Regions from separate parts of the Homo sapiens genome. Here region 2 is linked to region 1. Evidence: chromatin loops called from intact Hi-C (ENCODE). Cell type or tissue: heart right ventricle. All regions are shown on one strand. Each heading gives the region's core, and the rest is flanking DNA. Links, peaks and the distances in the headings are about the cores only.

The links. Peaks named below come from ENCODE experiments on the same cell type or tissue, not always from the same donor. Only the 100,000 strongest peaks of a DNase experiment are listed, where the experiment ranks them.
Region 2: a loop joins it to region 1, with 6 times the contacts of the local background. A loop is called at or near these places in 2 of 110 quality-filtered maps.

What each region holds. Positions count from the first base shown.
Region 1 is chr16:10,321,866-10,327,241 of GRCh38, reverse strand. No RefSeq gene overlaps it. Among named protein-coding and RNA genes, the nearest start is that of ATF7IP2, 62 kb to the left of the region's middle. RefSeq lists a cis regulatory region at 3,779-4,100. In heart right ventricle, for the core only: no CTCF peak of the experiment used is centred there; no DNase peak of the experiment used is centred there; H3K27ac peaks cover 2,385 bases.
Region 2 is chr16:10,934,580-10,939,955 of GRCh38, reverse strand. CIITA (class II major histocompatibility complex transactivator) reads right to left here. Exons shown (of 20, transcript NM_000246.4): 20 at 3,562-5,376. The region is part of intron 1 of DEXI (Dexi homolog); the gene reads left to right. Among named protein-coding and RNA genes, the nearest start is that of DEXI, 5.2 kb to the left of the region's middle. In heart right ventricle, for the core only: a CTCF peak has its summit at 2,632; a DNase peak (open chromatin) is centred at 2,308; H3K4me3 peaks cover 3,276 bases; H3K27ac peaks cover 4,857 bases.

The sequences.
Region 1 (5,376 bases), core at 316-5,315:
AAAGATAAAAAAAATTAGCTGGGTGTGGTGGCACATGCCTGTAGTTTCAGCTACTTGGGAGGCTGAGACGGGAGGATCGATTGAGCCCAGGAGTTGGAGGCTGCAGTGAGCTATAATCATGCAACTGCACTCCAGCCTGGGTGACAGAGCGAGACCCTGTTTCAAAACAAAACAAAGAATATGTGAGTTTCACCTTGAGAGGCCTTGAAGGTTACTCCTGTTGGTTCTCAGAACATGATACTCCGATATGTGGCATCTTGGCAACTGAAATAGCCTCAGAAGCAAGAAAGCGGCTCTGACCCTCCCCTACCTTTCAGTGTGAGAGCCGGCCATAAAGGAATTCTCTGGCTGATTGCAAGTGCCTTTGCAAAAATTATAACTGAGAAAATTATAACAGTGAAAGAGATCTGACCCAACCGACTCCATCTTGGTTCTCTCCTCCAAGCTGTCCTTGTTCATTCCTGGGCATAGGCTAAACTATGGGAGAAACTTAATTTATAGTTTAACTTAGAAACAAAGATGATAACAGCCTTTTCCCAAAACAAACCCCCTTCCGGCCTGGGGACTAGACTGCCTTTGCAGGACCAACAAACTAGCCACAAGATTAGAAATTATGGTTTAGGGGTCATGTAGCTAGAGGGTGCAAGATTCTGAACCTCTCCAAATTGCTCCTGGGGGTAACATCACTATCATAAAACGTAAGATCAGTGTTTGATATATTTTGCAGACCTTGTACCTGATGGATCAGCTGGTACCACCCAGATCGATAGACTGGCTCATCTGGTCTAGTGGCCCCTACCCAGTAACTGACTCAGCGCAAAAGGACAGCTTCCACTCCCTATGACTTCATCTCTGACCTAACCAATCAGCACTCTCCACCTTCCAAATGTCCACCCATCCAATTATCCTTAAAAACCCCAATCCCTGAGTTTCTGGGCAGCCTGATTTGAGTAATATTAAAACTCTGGTCTCTCGTACAGCTGGCTCAGTGTGAATTAAACTCTTTCTTTATTGCAATTCCCCTGTCTTAATGCATCAGTTTAAATTGGCTCTGTCGAGGCAGTGGGCAAGGAGAATCTGTTACACAGTTACATTACCTTGCCTGAAAGTAGGACCTAAGATCCTCATTCTGTCAGAGGCACTTGAACCAGAGCAACTCCATCTTAAATAGGAACTGGGTAAAATGAGGCTGAGACTTACTGGGCGGCTTTTGCAGGAGGCTAAGGCATTCTTAGTCACAGGATGAGATAGGAGGTTGGCACCAGATACAGGTCATAAAGACCTTGCTGATAAAATAGCTTCCAGTAAAGAAGCTGGCTAAAACCCAAAACCGAGATGGCGATGAGAGTGACCTCTGGGTGTCCTCATCGCTATGCTCCCACCGGCACCATGACAGTTTACAAATGCCATGGCAACGTCAGGAAGTTACCCTATATGGTCTAAAAAGAGGAAGCATGAATAATCCACCCCTTGTTTAGCATATCATCAAGAAATAACCACAAAAATGGGCAACCAGCAGCCCTTGGGGCTGCTCTGCTTATGGAATAATAGCTATTCTTTTATTTATTTTTTTTATTTTTTGAGATGGAGTCTCACTCTGTCGCCTAGGCTGGAATACAATGGCGTGATCTCGGCTCACCACAACCTCCGCCTCCTGGGTTCAAGTGATTCTCCTGCCTCAGCCTCCTGAGTAGCTGGGATTACAGGCACCCAGAGCCACACCTGGCTAATTTTTGTATTTTTAGTAGAGACGGGGTTTCTCCATGTGGGTCAGGCTGGTCTCCAACTCCCAGCCTCAGGTGATCCACCTGCCTTAGCCTCCCAAAGTGCTGGGATTACAGGCATGAACCACCATGCCTGGACCATTTGTTTATTTTTTTAAATTTTCCAGTAAACTTGCTTTCACTTTACTCTATGGACTCGCCCTAAATTCTTTCTTGAGTGAAATCCAAGAACCCTCTCTTGGGGTCTGGAAAGGAACCCCTTTCTGGTGACAATTCCAGAGAGATCCTGCTCTATGCCCAGAGGCCCTGCACCACCCCCAGTTTATTAACAGTAGATCATACTCTTCTTGTCAAATCATCTTTGTACACAACTGTTCATTTTCCAGTGAATCTCAGCATAAAAATACAGTTTCCTCTGGGTCTTTGTTTCTGAAGGCTCTCGTGTCATGCAAAATTTTGTTAAATTCATTTGTTATGTTTTTCTCTTATTAATCTGTCTTTTGTTGTAGGAGTGTTGGCAATGACCCTTGTAATGGGTGAGGATAACTTATTACCTTTTCACTCCTACGGTAGTTAATTATCCTCTAAATGAAGTTGAGGTACAAGGAGAGGATTAAGTGACCACTGATTGAGAAGAAGTGGCTGCATGTATGGCAGATTGACCTACACCCACCATTCCCTCCATAAAATCTCCTGGCTAAGCATGGTATACTGAATGCCACAGCTAGTAGCCCTCTGTACCCCTCAATGTTCTCATTTATAAAAGAGAATAACACTTTTATATCCAGCTAACTTCTGTATTTTTAGTGGAGATGGGGTTTCACCATGTTGGCCAGGCTGTTCTCAAACCACTGACCTCAAATGATCCACCCGCCTCGACCTCCTTAAGTGCTGAGATTACAGGCATGAGCCACTGTGGTTGGCTAGAGTAGTTGTCTTAAGGATTGACAAAGAGCCTCCCCTTGACCAAGCTTTAGGGAGATTCATCGAAATCCTCTTCCCAGTTAGGTCTCAACTCTTGGACTTCCATGGTGTTTTTTTTTTTTTTGTATCGCCCAATTTTAGCAAGAATCCTGCTAAGTCAGTTTAGCCAGAATCCTCAACCCTGGATATCTGATCACATTCCAGATCACCCTGGCTTACCTGCAGCAAGAGTCCTGTTAGGTCCATTTAGCCAGAATCCTCTTCTCTTACCACTAATGTTTCCTTTAGCTAATTTTCCACTCATGGATCCCTACCCTGTTTCTGGGCTATAAATTTCCACTTGTCTTTGTTGTATTTGCAATTCAGCCTATTTTTTTTTTCTTTTCTTTCTTTTTCTTTTCTTTCTTTTTTTTGAGATGGAGTTTCATTCTTGTTGCCAGGCTGGAGTGCAAATGGCACGATCTTGGCTCATTGCAAGCTCCACCTCCTGGGTTCAAGCAATTCTTCTGCCTCAGCCTCCCAAGTAGCTGGGATTACAGGCACACACCACCATGCCTGGCTAATTTTTGTATTTTTAGTAGAGACGGGATTTCACCATGTTGGCTAGGCTGGTCTCGAACTCCTGACTTCAGGTGATCCTCTTGCCTCAGCCTTCCGAATTGCTGGGATTACAGGCATGAGCCACCTCGCCTGGCTGAGCTGGGGTTTTTTTTTTTTTTTTTTTTTTTGGCTAGTGTATTTATTTTCATTTTAACATCTTTCTATAGACTTTGCTTTTGAAATGGCCACTACTGAATTCCTATGCACAGGCCAATATTTTTGTCTGATCATAGGGAGTTTCCACAGAAACTTTCCGAAACTGGGTATTGATAATGGTCATAACTGTAGATTTTTGTTAGTTCTGGTTTCTCTGTGCAAATATACCTGCAGGTAAAAAAAGATGGGTGGACCAGGGGAAGAGCTTTAGGGAGGAGAGAAAAAAATCTGTGACCCTGCCAACCAAAAAGTGAAATTACAAGTGCTAGCACTTAGAGAAATCACGGTTAGATTTACTCTGAGTCAAGTTGGAGGACTGAAGCCTGGGAACACATACTCAATATAGACCAAGAATCTGTCCCAATGTAGGTTGTGCAAGGCACAGTATATACACATTTTCAAACAGGAGGATGTGTGTGGCACAGAAGGTAGGAGAAGAGGGGAGAGAAGCAAGGGTTACATTTTTGTGATTCTCATTGGTGCTCCGTGACTGTATACATAAGATAAGGTAAAAGAGCAGTTGAGCGGGTCAGGAGAAAGGTTAGGCATCTTAGGGCCTGGTGGAGGGTGGCTGATTCCAGCCTGTCTTTGTTCTACCTCAGATAAACAAGTTTATACCCAGTACCTGTCAGTGAAATGTTTAACAAGCTCCAGTTACACAGGCACACAGGCAAGAGGTCAGCTTTAGTTTATAGGCATAGGGTTTTTTTTGTTGTTGTTGTTTTGTGACGGAGTCTCGCTTGGTTGCCCAGGCTGCAATGCAGTGGCATGATCTCGGCTTACTGCAACCTCCTTCTCCCAGGTTCAGGCAATTCTCCTGCTTCAGCTGTTGCAGTAGCTGGGATTACAGGCACCCATTACCTCACCCAGCTAATTTTTCTATTTTTCAGTAGAGACGGGGTTTCACCATGTTGGGCACGTTGGTCTTGAACTCCTGACCTCAAGTGATGCACCCACCTTGGCCTCCCAAAGTGCTGGGATGACAGGCATGAGCCACTGCACCCGGCCATATAGTCATAGGTTTATAAACCATGTGCCTAACTGTAGCTATTGTGGGTCACTGTTAACAGTTTCTTTTGAATTTTCCTTTTTCTGACAACCCCATGACCCATAAAAACACGAAAAGGAATACGGATTTTTTTTTTTTTTTAAAGACAGAGTCGGCTGGGAGTGGTGGCTTATGCCTATAATCCCAGCACTTTGGGAGGCCGAGGCGGGTGGACCACTTGAGGTCAGGAGTTTGAGACCAGCCTGGCCAACATGGCGAAAACCCATGTCTACTAAAAATACAAAAATTAGCTCGGTGTGGTAGTGCGTGCCTATAGTCCCAGCTACTTGGGAGGCTGAGGCAGGAGAATTGCTTGAACCTGGGAGGCGGAGGTTGCAGTCAGCTGAGATCAGGCCATTGCGTTCTGGTGACAGAGTGAGACTCCATCTCAGAAAAAAAAAAGAAAGTCCTTGCCTTTCCATGTGACCCCTGCTTTCGAAGCCTTATTAGAAGGGGTGCCCAACTTTATATCTTCTTGGTTCCCCCTTCTTTCAAGTTTCTTTCCTTAAAGCTGCTGAGAATGTAGCTCATTTATGTAGGGGCCAGCTGCTGTGCACAGGGTAAAATGGATAAAAAGCATGCCTCTGAGGATAACAAATGTGGTTGGCCTTGGTGAGATGGGAGTGGAGCAGATAAAGGCCCTTGGAAAAAAGAATAAGGAGCTGAAAAATGTCACATGTCTCTGGGAAAGGGAGAAATCATTATAGAACAAGAGAAGTAAACACTTAGAGCCTGGCTTAAAAGAGAAAACAACCAAGACGCCAGCCCTTGGGCAGAGAGAAGAGGACGTTGGAGGGGGGGGGCAGGTATGGTTCAAGGAAGAGCAACTGAGAGAGGAAGGAATGGGGGCTGGGGGTATGTAAGCCATGTCTGCAGCTGCTTCTTAGACCTACATAGCAAGGGCATGTCTTTACTCCCATCAGT
Region 2 (5,376 bases), core at 85-5,084, 610 kb before region 1:
GTTCTTTTACAGAATGAATGCTTGTTGGTTCAGTACAGTGCCTGGTGATTGAACACAGTGAACAAGACAGACCAAGCCTTGGCCCTTTGGCACTTGGTGAGGAAGACTAGTAGGAACCCAAACAAGAGAATCAGATTTTTTCGGAACTATGAAGGCAGGCAAGAAGGACATGAGCTTCCCTGTTGTGTTCACTGCCATGTCCTCAACACTTAAAACTGTGCCTGGCCTCTAGTAGACGGTCTCTGTAGGTGTAGACATGGAGTGAAACAGAAGTGAAACGGTAGGATAGAGATGGTGGGCTGCTTTAGCTGAGGGGTCAGAGAAAGCCTCTCTAAGGAGATGATGCTTTTGAGCTGAGCCTTAATTTGATAGAAGGATCTGGAGAAAAGCAGTCCAGGCTGAGGGAATCAGTGGTGCCAAGACCTTCAGGTGAGAGAGAGTTGGTTTTTCCGCAACCAAAAGGAGGCCCATGTGGCTGGAGAACAGCCCCAGGAAAGGTCAGTGAGGTGGGTGGGAGCCATACCATGGAGGACCTGGAAGGCCATAGCCAAGAGCAGTGGAAAGCCATTGGAAGGTTCTAGGCAGGAGATGACACAATCCCATTCCCATTTTGCAAAAATGACTCTGGCAATTGTGGACAGAATGAGCTGAGGGGTAAGAGGGGAAGCAGGGCCACCACCTCAGATGCTGTTAGTTGTCCAGGCCAGAGGTGACAGAGGCTTGGATGAGGGGAGTTTAGTGAAGATAGAGAAACATGAACAGACTGAGAACAACTCTCAAAAGTAGAACCTATGGAATCCATTCAAAATCTGTACTGAGCATTGATTGTATCGCACTCCTGTGTCTAGGCCCTTTGCATATGCACTCACTCATTCAACAGACTTTGACCCTGCCTGCTCTTCTGCCAGGCCGTGTGCTAAGGGCCTGCGATCCCAAGATAAATCCCTGTCTCCAAGCCAAGCATTTGACTTTGAAGCAGTGTAACTTGGTGAGGAACGTCTTATTTTATCTCTTTACCACATCAACAGAAACACTTCCCCTTCCAAATGAAAACATTGGCATATTCTGAACTAAAAACTGAATCCCAAATGCTTCGACATATTTTGCAGCAAACGCTGTTTAAGCAGAAACACCAGGAAATATCTCTCAGGGACACCCTTGCAAAGCTCTCGGGGTGTCAGGGCCTGACCCTGGGAAGTGGGGAGGCCTGGAGAAGTGGTGGAAGCCATGCACAGCCTTCCCTCCTCCCCACCCTCAAATCCAAGCCAAGGAGGCCTTGCCCCCAAGTGCCGAGGAAGCTCAGAACCCCAGGGTATGAGAGGGGTAGCTAGCAGCAGGGAAGCCGCCAGGAAAGACCTCAAGATGATCTGACCGAGCCTCATCTCCAGGCCCCTTTCCATAAGCAGGGGAACGCCGGTAGTCAGTCCTGCTCTTTCTCAGCCATTCTCATGTGGTCACATGTGTTCCCCACACGCCAATCCAGGAAACAGTGACTAAGGGCGTGGAGCATGTCACACAGTGGGGCCCAGGATGAATCTCAAGATGAACAGGTGCACCTACTTTTGCTCCCTCTTTTTTTTTTTTTTCTCTTATGTGTGGACCCACATAATTCAGTTCCTCAAACATTTGCTGAGCACCTACTTGAGGAGGCAGTATTAGGGTCATGGTTAAGAGCCAGGGCCCTGGGTTCACATCCCAGGGTAGCTGTGACCTTGGGCATGCTGCTTAACCTCCCTGTACTTTGGTTTCCTCTTCTAGAAGATGGAAATAATGAAAATCTCCCTTGTTGTGAGGATTAGGTGAGATATACATAAAGCACTTAGATCTCCTTGTATATAGTAAGAGATGTATTAATATTAACCACTCATATTCATAGTCGGATACAATGGAAAGCGTGTTATACCCATGCCCTTGCAAATGTACAAACCTGCACCTATACTCATGCATGAATATTTATATCCTGTGAGCAGAAGAGGACAGGCTGCCTGAGTGCCAGGGAGGTCCAGGTCTAGCCTAGCTGGGGGAGACTTCCCACTCTGCCTTCCCAGCCCCAGGACCCTTAGGAGAACTTTCTTGCTGCCCTGTGGTCCCCAGGGCACCAGAACCCTGGATAGCCGGCTCTGTGGTTTTCCTAGAGTGTTAATTGTTGCCCAGGAGCAGGGAATGGGGAATCGGGAGCTCCCTCCTTCCCAGGAGAAAGGGCTGCAGTGGCTGGCCTGGGAGCCAGGGAGAGTCTTCACGTCCCAGCAGTTCTGGTGCAGAGGCAGCTCAGTTGGATTATTCGTCCCGGTTCCTAATGAAAGTGAAAGCTGCTGGTACCTGCCAGCCCTCTCTTGGCACACAGCGAGCTGAAAATGCAGAGACTGGAGAACGTTGCCACCAGAGTCAGCTTGTCCTGGTGCAGCTCAGATTTGGAGCTGAGGGTTATCGATGCATTGGTCTATCTTATTCCAGGATTTCCTAGGCTTCAGTTATCTCCCAACTAGGAACCACAGCTGCTCCTTCCTAACCTGGTCCCTCCTTGCCAATCTGTGGCCTGTGCTATCAGCAGAACCCCTGTGCCGGACATAGAGCTGCCCAGGTCAGAAACCCAAACCTTCCACAGGGACACAGTCAGATTTGAGTTATGGGAGATCCCACAGCCAGGGGTCAGGGCGGATGCAGGAAACCAGGCCAGGAAGCTGTGGCTGTCATCTAAGCAAGAGACAGACAATGGTGACACAGGGAGGCAAGTATACCCCCAGGCCTGGCCACCTCTCCAGCTCTGCTCCTGACATGAGGCTCACCCAGAAGGTCCTTGGCCATAGGGTACATTGGTGCCAGCTGCGTCTTCAGACAGGAGAAAACCCCAGTATGTGTCTCAAGACAGTGAGATGTCAAGAGTCCTGCTCTCTTAGCCCTGAATTATACAAACTGGAGATTTCAGCCAAGAAACAGGCAGGGTCTGCCCCACTTACAGCTCATGTGTCTGTTTTGCCGAACTAAGAAAGTGAGGGCTTCTCTCAATTTGGATATTCATATTTCTGGTTTATCTGCTAGCTTTCCTCCCAGAACTTCTGAAAGCATACTCGGCTTTTGGGAAACCTAAGATCACAATAAAAGTGGCAGACCTCTTTATCCCTGTCTCACAAATAAATGGAGGCACAGAATGGGGAAGTGGAGGCCGAGGGAACAAAGCCAACTAAGACTGCCAGCCCGGTTCCCTGGCCACAGCACTGAGGGTTTGAGGGGTGCCTCCAGTGAGGGCTCCCCATCCCCGACCTTGGAACACCAGCTCATAGTTTCTGCCAGGCCTATTTCATACGCACTCTTCCAACTTTTTCCTGAATTAAAAACAAACAAACAAACAAAAACCTCTGTTATGAAGTAATTTCACACTTACAGAAAAGTTGCAAGAGCACAAACAATGCCCGCCCAAACTCACCAGTTGCACCAGTTAGCACTTTGCTCATGTACACGTGCATGCTCTTCCCTCTGTTTGTATATGCATGCCTGTGTATATGCACACATGTGTATATGTGTAATTTTCATAAGCATTTGAAAATGGGTTCATTATGCACCTTTACTCCTAAATAATTCAGTATTTATTTCCTTAGAACAAGGACAAATTTGCATAACCACAGTAGGGTTGTCAAAATCAGCAAATCTAATATTGATACACTATACAATCCTATGACCAATCTCATCTACAACTTTATTCAAATTTTATAGAGGCTGAGGTGGAAGGATCACTTGAGTTTGAAACCAGCCTGGGCAACATAGTGAGACCCCGTCTCTACAAAAAGTAGGAAAAAAAAAATAGCGAGGTGTTGTGGTACACGCCCATAGTCCCAGTTACTCGGAAGGCTCAGGCAGGAGGATTGCTTGAGTCCGGGAGTTCAAGGCTGCAGTGAGTTATTATTCCACCACTGCACTCCAGCCTGGGTGACTGAGCGAGACCCTGTCTCAAAACGAAAAAAAAAAAAAATTGTCCCAGTAGTGTCCCTTAACAATAAAAAGGGGAGAGTTGAGGTCCAAGATGCAATCCCAGATCAGCTTTTGCATTAATCTCGAGCCTTCTTCAGTCTGGATCAGCTCTTCAGTCTGTCTTTCTCTCTTGTGACATTGACATATTAAGCAGAGTACAAGGCTGGTGTTTTGTAAACTGTCTCTCAATTTGGGTTTGTCTGATGGTTATACTCGAGATTAGATTCAGATGAGGCATTCTTGGCAGGAATATTGCAGAAGTGAGTGTGTGTCTTCAGTGCATCTTATCGAGAGGCACATGCCATCTGTCCCCTTTCTGGCGATGTTAACTTTGATCAGTTGGTGAAGGTGGTGTCTGCCAGGTCTCTCCACTGTCAAGTTACTATTATTCCCTTTATAATTTGCAGTTTAAGATGAAATGCACTAGTTTTAGTGCTTCATCTGTAAAACTACTTTTTTATGTGAATTTATTTTTTAAAAAATGTCTGTCACTAAAGAGAAAATCATCATCGCTTGGCATGGATAAAAACACTAACTGCCAAAGTCATTAACTTTTGGCCAAATACCAAAGCCAGCTAAAGTCACAGGGCCTTGGCCTGTATTCTTTGTTAAAAAGAGATTAACAACTGTCGGGTGATAAACATAAGATATACCAGCACCAAACTGAACTTTCTCCTCTAAATAATCATAAGGATTGACCAAAAACTGAAAAGCAAATTGCTTGCTCACTATATGTGATTCCTTGTTACTTAGGGTCACCTCCGTATACCCTCTAAAATTGTTACTTACATGCTTTGCAGTTGGACATATTTTGGTTTAAATCCCAGCTCCACCAACACCTCAGACTTCATCTCCTAAGCCTCGGTTTCCTTCTCTGTAAAACAGGGATAATAGTAGCACCTGCCTAAGGGCTTGTGCAAATTAGATTGGGATAGTGAATGATGTATAGTTGGTGCTTGCTTAATGAATGACGTGGTCAGTGTCAATGGCGTGTCAGACCCTGAAGGGGCTCTAGCCCAGGAAGCCTTCCCCCTTTCCTTGGGTGCCCTTCCTCCTGAGGACTGGTTACCAAGGAGGGTGTGTCTGTGTGGGCAGCCTTTGAAGTAGCCCAAGGGCGGTGATAATTGGTACCCAGCGAGTCCCCAGATGGTGCTGGTGCCCTCACAGCTGCCATCCCAGGCCCCAAGCTTGGAGTGGCGGGGAACTCCCTCAAGGGTAAGGCTTCATTTCTGGGAGTCCCTCCTGGCAAGGGGCTTGGCTGGGTGGTTAAAAATAACTGCCTCTCCCACATCTCCATCACCTGCCCCAAGCATCACCCTGTGAAGCCGCCAAGGAGGGTTCCATTAGACCAGGGAGGAAACTGAGGCTTGCAGAAGTTCGATGACTCATCTCAGATACCCATCTATGAGG